Linked DNA regions of Homo sapiens: region 1 is linked to region 2. Evidence: chromatin loops called from intact Hi-C (ENCODE). Cell type or tissue: heart left ventricle. All regions are shown on one strand. Links, peaks and the distances in the headings refer to the core of each region. The heading gives the core; the rest is flanking DNA. Region 1 overlaps RNLS (renalase, FAD dependent amine oxidase). Region 2 overlaps RNLS (renalase, FAD dependent amine oxidase).

What was found. Peaks named below come from ENCODE experiments on the same cell type or tissue, not always from the same donor. Only the 100,000 strongest peaks of a DNase experiment are listed, where the experiment ranks them.
Region 1: it touches region 2 in a loop (2.0-fold over the local background); 1 of 110 quality-filtered maps calls a loop at or near these places.

The regions. Positions count from the first base shown.
Region 1 is chr10:88,342,472-88,347,860 of GRCh38, forward strand. All of the region lies in intron 5 of RNLS (renalase, FAD dependent amine oxidase), which reads right to left. The region is part of intron 1 of LOC101929727 (a long non-coding RNA gene); the gene reads left to right. Among named protein-coding and RNA genes, the nearest start is that of RNLS, 240 kb to the right of the region's middle. RefSeq lists an enhancer at 5,054-5,389. In heart left ventricle, for the core only: no CTCF peak of the experiment used is centred there; no DNase peak of the experiment used is centred there; H3K27ac peaks cover 1,484 bases.
Region 2 is chr10:88,282,324-88,287,712 of GRCh38, forward strand. RNLS (renalase, FAD dependent amine oxidase) reads right to left here. Exons shown (of 7, transcript NM_001031709.3): 7 at 1,779-3,183. The coding sequence ends at 3,031. All of the region lies in intron 1 of LOC101929727 (a long non-coding RNA gene), which reads left to right. Among named protein-coding and RNA genes, the nearest start is that of RNLS, 300 kb to the right of the region's middle. In heart left ventricle, for the core only: no CTCF peak of the experiment used is centred there; no DNase peak of the experiment used is centred there.

The sequences.
Region 1 (5,389 bases), core at 232-5,231, 60 kb after region 2:
TTACTTAACAAACATTTCATTGAGAATTTACTGTGTATTAAGCTATGTGCCAGGTGCTAGAGATACAATGATATCCAATTTCTTAATTCATGGACCTTACAACTTGAAGGTAAAACAGGCATTAAACACATAATCACATAAATCAATGTATAGTTACAGAAAATTAAAATATAAGTATAAAATAAATCATAAAAATAAAATAGAGAAACCATTTTAATTAAATTAGGACTTCAGGAATGCCCTCTGTGGAAAGGACATTTAAACTGAGACAGTCTAGGTAGAGAACAGAATAGACAAAGGTCTCGAGGTGGAAAAAAGTATGGGAGGAAAGAGAGGTGTGACTGGAGAGCTAAGGAGTGAGGAGATAGTGAGATCAGGGGTTGGCAAACTATGGGCTTCAGGCCAAATCTGGCCTGCCACTTGTGTTTGTAAATAAAGTTTTATTAGAACACAGCCACGCCCATTCTTTTATATGTCTATTGCTTGGGTTACATCAGTAGATTTGAGTAGCTGCAACAGACTGTATGGCTTGCAAAGTCTAAAGTATCTGGCCTTTATAAAACATCTGCTGACCCCTGTACTAGATCATTCAGGACCTTGCCAGCCATGTTAAGGATGTGAGATTTAATCTCATGTGCAAAGGGAAGGCATTAAAGGGCTTTGAACAGGAAAGTGAGTGGCATGAACAGATGTGTGCTCTAAGAAAACCATTCTGGTTATTTGAAGAATGAACTGGAAAGGGGCAAGGATGGAAAAGCCAGTTAAAATAAGACAGTGTCTTGACAGTGACAGTGACGATGAAGAGAAGTGAATTCAAAGTCTATTTTTGAAAAAAATATCAATACGATTTGGTTTCAGATTGCATATTGTGGTGCAGGAGTGGAAAATATCAAGGATGATTTCGGATTTTTGCCCAAAAAAGCTAGGAGATTGGTGGCTCCATTTTCAAAAATGGGAAAGATGGGGGAGGAAAAAGTTCAGAATAATGAAAGTAGGCAATCAAGAGCCAGTGATGAACGTAAGTTTGATCTTAACATATATATATATTTTCCAAAAACAACAAAAAAGGAGTAAAACAACTCTCAAAAATATATTCTGAATTCTACTTTCTGTCCAGGGCTGGGATAATTTTCCTCTATTTTCCTTGTATTCGTTCCTTTAAAAATTCCATAGATTCTGTCCATTCAAAGAAAAGGCCACATTTAGTGAGACTGCATATATTTCAGGATCTGTTTGGGAGAAGATTTTCTTTGGCCGACACCTCCCAAGCTTCATGAAAACATCTATTTATCCTGGGACACAAGGAGATTTTCAGTCTGTTGCAGCTTTTATTTGCACTGCCAAAAGGAAAAACGAAAGGGTTTCAATAGTCCTTTAATTGAAACGTCCCTGGAGCAGAGGATTTGTCCTAACTCACATTTGGTTTTCCAGGCTCTCACTGGAGTTCTCCTTCCACAATGCCTAAAAAAGCCCTGGTTTTCTATGATGACAGTCCACTAAAATGCTCCACTTTCCCAATACTCACCAGCAGTATGCAGCCACCCCTTATTATACATTGTTATTTTGGCCTACTCAGCATTATGCCCTCTATGAAATTTTGTGTTAAGTGGTATTATGATTGGACTATTTTCCTGAATTGGGCAAGGTTTTCCCCTTGAGCCAGCATACTGGTTTGCCTCTAAGGATATCACTTTATCACTGCAGTTGCATAATTGGGTTCAGCTTTAGATTTGTAGCTGCTCAAATGAGCAAAATACATCTCAGGGCTGGGGGATTTGACCTAAAGCTTTGCTGTCATCCATTTGGTTTAGTAAAGAGAAGTTTTTGCCTTGACATTATAAAATGCTGAATTTGAAAAATTGAGACTAAGCAGATGGTGAAATTTTTATTTATGATAGTGTCAAAATATTCCTGGCTCCTTTTGTGGAGGAAATCTACTGGTTTACTGTGGACATTCTTATCTTCTTTCCTAATAAGACAAATGGAGTTACTCTTCCTGTTATATTTTGACAGGAAAAACAACGATTGGATCTGGGTATTTTGGCAAAAGCTCTTAAATCAGAGGGACTATAATCTTTATGATATTGTTAGCCACTCCCGAGAAACTACTATTATGAATACAGTAAACAAATAGGCATTTTATTTTTAATAAAAAAGAGTGAATTAGGTTCAACTGACCTCAAGGTTCTAAAGTGCCTTTCCTGACTCTGTTAAATAATGTAAGGATATATAACAACAGCAAGAATTCACTTGCTATATTTATAATAGAAATCTATTTTAGTGAGGAAAACTATATTTTAAATTCAAGGATGCTTCATTTTTTACAAACATGAATTTGGAATATTTTATACTAAAGAATTCCCCTAGTCCCACAGATCAGTTATAAATATTAATGGAATTTCAAGAGATTCTTTTCTGATTCCAGTGCTTAATATTCATTCATATTATGCAGGGAATTCAATGTCCTGTACAGTACATATGGATTCTTCTCATTATATAAATGAGCACATATATGGAATCTGTAGGGGCAATGACAATTAAAAATAGCAGGGCCCACATACGATTTTAGAGGGCATATAAAAGCCTTCTCAGCTCACTTAATAACAAGAAATTTACTGGTAATAAACCAAAGGACTCTTTAGGCTCAATTTACTCAATAATGTCACATCTGGGCAAAAAGATGGATTGGTGATTCTGAACAGAGTTAAAAATGCTAACTGATATAAAGTATTTATGAAACGCAATGAAGTGATTTCCTGTGGTGAGATTCTGCAGTCAGACTTCGAAACCTGCTCTTGAATTAGTCTCAGCTCTTTGATTTGCTAACGATTTACTTCACAGTGCTTAGTCTTCTCAGACTATTTGTAGTGTAAATTTTTTTTGGAAAAATTCTTATTCAAAAAATGATTTGACATCCCATAAAAAGAACTGCATCTAACTTCATGTTCTCTGAGTTTAATAACTTATTCAGGTAATAAGATATTGTTTAGCCTTCCTAATGTGTAAGTATAAGTATTATTTTTAACAAAGGGTGATTTTTAACTAAACCTGCACTATTAGTGTGTCATTCTCTCTTCTGTCTCTCAAAATAAAAATTTATATAACTAATGGACCAAAACCATAAAATAATTTGTATGTGACAACAATTATAAAGTTGGCATTTACTATGCACCTATGTGCCAGGCATGATATTAGAAGTTTTGGATATACTATCTCATTCAATCTTTATAACATTTCTGGGAGCCATTATAGTTACAGTTCAGGTAAGTAAGTGAAGCTCAGAGAGATTAAGAAGATTAATCATGATCACAGAGCTATTAGGTTGAATCACATGAAAATGCTGATATTGGACCATTTTTAATCTATAAAGACAGCAATATCATATGCTTCAACCTAATTCTAAGTGCTGAGTTACAGTATGAAAATAGGTCTGTGTGATTCAGAAGTCCATTGCAGTATATTAGATAATACTGGTTATTTTTTACCACTCATAATAATAAAAACCAAATCATGAATTATACAATAAAGAATTAATCACTCACCAAGTTGGGTTAATATGAACTCATCATTTATGGCAAGATTCCAATGCAAGATAGCATTTCATTTTAATATCATTCTGATATAAAAAGAGAGATAATTGCTAAACTGTGGCAGAGAAATGGCACATTTACAGAGCTTATCATATATTTTCTAAGTTAAATATCTCAGCTGGAGCACAGTTGTTCTTTAACAAACTATTAAAAAGAAATATCCTTCACAAAGAGAACAGTGGGATTCTTTGAAGTGTAACCTTGGAAATCACGGTTTGTGTTACGGGGCATCATTCAAAGCAGATGTATACTCCTCAGAGACCACAGTAAAACTGTTGCTAAGAATACTTGTTTCTCCTTTTCAGGTTTTACTGACAATACTATATAGTCAAGTATTCCCAGTGTTCTAGGCATGGTACAGAACATCCAAAAAGAGGCTTCTAATCATTCTAATTGCGAAGAACTCACATATGCTTTTCAGTGGCTTTCAGATTCAGCAATTAAACGAAGAGCTTATTCATTTTATGTGATTTAAAGGGTAGTGGTAACAGACATCTAGACTGTTTTAGAGATAAACAATTTGCTGACTAGCCATTACTTTTCCTTGCTTGCTAAGTGGGTGACCAGTGCTGAAGTATTAATTCTCAATGTTATTTCAGGAGCAGGGAAGGGCATTTCAGAGTTGCAAAAAGGACTACTGGCTCAGCAAATATTTATCAAGCACTGAATACACATTCCTATTATGCCGTGATGTTAGTGTCTCTTATTTTCAATCTTGATCAAGATAAGAAGTATCAACAGATGTGTCACATGTGTGATGGATTGTGGCATGTATTCCCACTAATGGAGAAAGCTTCTAATTTTGGAGAAAGCAGCAGGCTCTGCAGTCAGAGCGTATTACTTCTTTAGCCCATGAGACATTTAGACTGATCTGAAGAGGAATTCTTGACAGTGAGGAAAGTGGTGAAATCTTTTCTGAGGGAGCTCTAGGCAAAGGAATGATCCCATCTCTTTGGGATAATGTTGTCATGGTCCCAGATAAAAATGGACCACAATGAAGACTTGTCAAATTCTTATCCAGCTCAAGTCTTTACTGTTTCCCAGGACCTGAGGCTCACAAGCAGTCTGTGATTTACGCAGTTTTATGATACTGTTCTCAACTTGCAAAGGTTTTGAGATGCCTCCAGAATGATGAAAACCAGGCACTTATCTGGGAAGCAGAGCAGCTCACATTATTTTGAGCCCTGGGCTTACGACCCAGAGTGTTGACAGCTTCACTTCAGACCACAGTAAGGACTTAACTTCAAGATCCTTCAAAACAGCTCAGTCCCACAGACAGCCTTTTTCCAGGTTCCCTCTCTGAACAGATTGACATGGTGCAGGTATTATGGAAACAGCAAGCTGAGCTTTCTATATTTGAGATTCAGAGTATGAAGAGCTCTGTTTTAATTCAAAATAAGGTTATCAAATAGATGTCGATATTGCCATTTAGGCAGCAGACTAAATTTCTGCAAAGGAACCAACCTAAAGAAACCATAACGTTCCTATCTAAGTTCATCCTAGATATTCCAAAAAGTGTCTGGGCTATCTTAATTTAAACACCAACCCCCCCCAATAAAAAAGCAATGATGGATATAAAGCAACTGCTCACACCAGAACCATACTGAGGTTGTAGAGAGTTGTGGGAGGGCCACAAAGTAAACTAAACAGCAAACAAGTTTAAAATCTACATATTAATCCCTCTGGTCAAGCTGGAACTTCCACCACCTGGTTTTCTTTTCGCCCTTTCTTTGTTCCTTCCCCTCCCCCATTGCCTCAGGATATCTGAAATTTTCTCCTCAATTAGGCAGAGTAATTTA
Region 2 (5,389 bases), core at 190-5,189:
GGGTCATGAGGGGCTTGGGCTCTTGTCCTGGAATAACATTACGTGACCCTGGTTGGCCAAGATCTGTGCCTTGGTTTCCTCACTTGTTAAATGTAAATAAGAATTCTCTGCTCTGCTTATTTCACAGAGGTGTTAGGAGGATGAAAAGTGAAAATACACACACACACACACACACACACACACACACACACACACACACACACGCTTGGATGAGTATAAAATGCCAGAAAAATGTAAAATTGACCCTGTTCTCTTCAGTTAACAAGGTAGTGGGTAGGCGGGGGGTGGGGACCATGGCATTTTGCACAGAAGGCTTGATGACTCAACGAAGTGTCTTCCTCCCCGCCCTCCCCCCAGTAATATCTGGTCTGGGATTACTGCTGCTTTCTTGATGTTTTTAGACATACTCTTCTCCTTCAGAAATGCCAAAGGTGAAAAATACTATTTCACTGCTATAATTTGTCACCCTTGCTGCCTGAGCAAGACGTGCATAGACAGTTTAGTAATTAAGCTTTTCAACACTGCATCATAAAGTTTTATTCTGGCAAAGGCTATATTTATCAGCTAACAAGTATTAAATCACCCCACTGCTCAAGCCGTTTCTCACTTGAATACGCTCCTTTCAAAACAGAACAGCTTTCCTTGGCTGGCTTGATTAATAAAAGTTCTTGTTTGGAAATACTGTGATGATGTGTGGCCCCGTGGGGCTAACATACATACACCTTGGCCACTGTTCTACCTGGTGCTGACTCCCATCTCCCAGGGGAGTTTGATATCTTAGCCTTGTGTCTCTCAGAGCATCCTGGCCAGCTGAATTTTATGGCCGTCTGGGATGGCTTCCAGGAGGAGATATTTCTACCATTTCATTTCTAATGGGGAAGAATTGAAAGAAAATCTAAATGTAAAATAAGTTTTCAAAATAATTAAAATAGCAAAGTAACAATGATCTACATATCAAGTAGGGTTTTTCCTCATATTGCCATAGTCTTATAAAAACAGATGCAGAGTTAGAAAGAATAGATATTAAAAGTCATTAGTAATGGCTTAGAGGAGTACGGTCTCCAAGCAACCCATCCCAGCTTTACAAATTCCCTCCCCCTCCTTTGGAGGACATAAATTCATAAAACAAATATAGCATTGTTTTTAAAGGTTCAGGGTGCTTTCAGTCAAATGGCTCCTGAATTATATTTGTTAAAAACAAAATAGTTAATTTGAATGACCTTTCTACCATATTTTAAGGGTAAATATGGTAGAATATGGATAAAGAAAATGTGGTACATACATAGCATGGAATATGATGCACCCATAAAAAAGAATGAGATCATGTCCTTGGCAGGAACATGGATGGAGCTGGAGGCCATTATCTTTAACAAACTAATGAGGGAACAGAAAACCAAATACCACAGGTTCTCACTAACAAGAGGGAGCTAAATGATAAGAACATATGGACACATACAGGGGACAACAGAAAGTGGGGCCTACCTGAGAGTAGAGGGTGGGAGGGAGGAGAGGATCAGGAAAAATAACTAATGGGTACTAGGCTTAACTCCTGGGTGACAAAATAATCCGTACAACAAATCTCTGTCACACAAGTTTACCTATATAACAAACCTGTATATGTATCCCTACATTTAAAATTTAAAAAATATAAATAAAGACAAATGTTAGTCAAATATGGGCGAAAATAACAAAAAATCACTATTTTTCATCATTTTATAGAGACTACAAATTTCCTTCTTCCTCCCTCTGCTTTCAAAATAAGTGACATTAACCACATGTTGGCATTTAAGTTTTTCACCAATTTATTGCTAAGAGGAAACATATAATAATATGCTATAGGGTCATAAAACCCACTTTGCAGCTATAGAAGCAAGTTCTGCCTGTGCCTGTGTATGTGTATGTATGACAGTGGACATGTAAGTGTGAAACTTTAAACACTATTACAGTAAGAAGTCTTTTGTTGAACTTTTGTTAGTTTGAGAGGCTGCAATGATTTTTCTCCTTTCAAAATGCTGAAATAGAACTCATCATTTTGCTTTTCAAATTAGCAACAGGTAGCTGGTTTGGAAGGCTGGAGATTGATTTCTCTCCAGCTAGCAAGTCGTGGGGTCAGGTCACTGAAGCATGTGGGTGATATGCTGAACCACCAACTTGGCAAATATTGAACTATTTTAAGTGCATCTATTTTCTGGTTCAGTAAATTTTTTGTTGTGTTAAATTCATTAAACTCGACACAGTCTAAATGCCACAGCACATACTGGAGAACCCATAAAGTAACAGCAACAGCTATAAAATATAGCAAAAGGTAAGGATCGATATACTTTCTCTCTGTTTCTATTTAATTTTTATCTTTCATATTAGGACTGGAATTTGTTTGAAAGTTAAAAAGTACTGTGTGGCTGGGAAAATCATGTGGAATCTTATACTTTCTGAAAATCTGAAGGAAGGTCTCTTTATCAGTCAAGTTGCCCTCCACACTAAGATGATGACATATATGACCTACAATTCAGGATCACTTAATAACTTGGGGGATAAATGAGAAATAAGAATTACACTCTGTTACCTACATTTTGGAAAAATCTTGTTTTGTATAATTTGCAAAAATATTGATTCAAGGACACATCCGAAGACTTAAGATGGGGCTTTGATAATGTGATTATTCTTTATTCAGAATTGAAATTTTCATAAGGATAATCAAGTTTTTGGCACACAAACTGTTATTGTGATTTAATGTAATTTTTTTGAGAGAGTCGTTTGTTATTTTTTAAGTACCACTTTTCCTCCAACAAGGAGTAGTCATAGCAATTCAGAAAAGTAGGGAAGGTGCAAGGTGTGAGGAATTTCCATTCTAGCATGGGTTGTAACTATCAAAATTACAAAATTGATTTTATACTCCACATGAAAAATGATAATAAGTGAAGAACAATTTTCCAGTAATTTTTCTTAGCAAAATAGAAAACAAAATAATCAATAACAGAAAATTGTGAAAATAAAAACCCAATACACATGTAGAGAATAAGGATATAGGCACTAAATATAATTCTTTAAAGCTTCCAGAACACATAGGGCAGAAGTGATGCAGCCATCAAAGTTGGACTGAGTAAATCCATCCCCTCCACATGCAAGGAAAGGTTTGTGATGCAGAGTCATTTGGCCAGGACAGTTGGCAGCAGCATTTGTAACCTGAAAAAGTAAAAAGAGGATTGCAATTGACATTCTGTGCTCTATTGTGCTGTCATGGCAACACCCACCTGGAAAAGGTTAGTCTACCTGGAGAAATCAAGATTTCTCACAAGAAGCACCAAACAAACAAAAAAAATGCACACACAAGAAACAAAAAACAAACCAAGACTCACTAAACGCCCCTCAACCCCAGTTCAAGTGTTTATATTTATATTCTTAAATGTTTAAATTTTCAGTTATTAGATAAGGTAATCAGAAGTGGGCTGAACTTCAAAATTAGTAGGGGCTATAGTCTGAAGGTTTATCCCCCTGAAATTCATATGTTGAAGTCCTAACCCCCGAGGTGATGATATTAGAAGGTGGGGCATTTTGGGAGGTGATTAGATCATGGGCAAACTCCTCATGAATGGAATCAGCTCCTTATAAAACAGGCCCAAGGAAGCTTGTTGGTCCTTTCCACCATGTGAGGACACAGCCAGAGGTGCCATCTATGAGAATGAGGGCTCTCACCAGACACTGGATCTGCCAGTGCCTTGATCTTGCTCTTCCCAGACCCCAGAACTGCCAGAAAGAAATTTCTGTTTATCAGCCACCCACTCTATGGTATTTTGCTATAGCAGCCCAAATTGACCAATACATCCTTCTTCAGTTTCTCTCCACTACTCCTCATCCCATGGTTCCTTCTTCCTCACATATTTCCTGAGCGCTGTTCTGGCCCAGGCTCCATGCTGAACATTGGAGCAGGAGAATTTTAAAATTTCACAACCTTGTCCTTAAGGAAATTTCAGTCCTGAGAGTAGACTGACCCCAAAGCAGTCTTTTTAAACAGCTTTTTATTTTCATATCTGAAAGTATGAAAAAAGACACAGAGATTGTTTTTCTGGAGAAAATATTCTCAAAATTTGGATGGATGATGGCTAATAAGCATTTGCAGTAAGGAGAATGAGTGGGAGGTGAATGTAGTTATGTTGGACACTGAGATGATTTGGCCACTGAAACACCAAAAACCCTCTAAAAAACCAGAATATGAAAACTTGTTGTAATGGCCATCTCACTTGGGACTGCTTCACTGTACAACTTCAGGGGGCTCCATTCACCTGGATGACAATATGACAGTTCTAGTCTCTCTTATACAGTGTTTTCATGGATAGTAATAGAGTAAGGCCCATGAGGATTTACTCATTTAAAAATCAGGAAAAAAAAATCAAGAAATGTAATAAATTCTATTTAAATTATGGTTCTGAGATCTTTGTTCTAGATAGGCTGAGTCAGTATATTCCCTTACAGTTTTTTTTTTTCTTCTAGAGATAGGGTCTTGCTCTGTTGCCCAGGCTGAAGTGCCATGGCATGATCATAGCTCACTGCACTCTTGAACTCCTAGGCCAAGAGATTCTCCTGCCTTAGCTTCCTGGTAGCTAGGACTGTAAGTGCACACCACCATGCCTGACTAATTAAAAAAAAATTTAGAGATGGGGTCTCACTATGTTGCCCAGGCTGGTCTTGAACTCCTGGCCTCAAGCTATTCTCCTGTCTTGGCTTCCCAAAGTGTTGGGATTACAGGCATAAGCCACCATGCCTGGCTTACAGAGCCTGCAGTTTTCTTAAAGCAGAAAAAGTTTGCCATAGATATTTTTTATTTATATGTTATATTTGCTTTTTTAAAAGAGATGGTACTATTATTTCCCTGTTGAACCTCTAAAGACATGGGCCTCTGTAGACCTGTGTCACTGAGATACAAAAGTGAAATATTAAGAGTATCCTCTCATGTTTCTGGAGGTCTCTTACAGCAACATCATCTATCACAAACATAGCTGATAATCTTGAAATCAGCAGACAAGATCTTTGAGTGGCTAAAAGAGGCAGCACATAGTGCAGTCACTGAAGCACAGACTTGGGTGATCAATTAGAGCTTTTAACCTGCTTTAGATAGAATGTTATCAAGTTGGATTATTTAATTTGTCAGTAAAACACTACAGGAAGAAGAAAACGGCTAGGATTCTAGATATTAGTGATTTCAGAATGTGATAACCAATAGTCTAATAGCAAGGGATATGTATTAGTTCATTCTCACACTGCTATTAAGAACTTCCCTGAGACTGGGTAATTTATAAAGAAAAGAGGTTTAATTGACTCACAGTTCCAAATGGCTGAGGAGGCCTCGAGAAACTTATAATCATGGCAGAAGGAAAGCAGGCACGTCTTACAT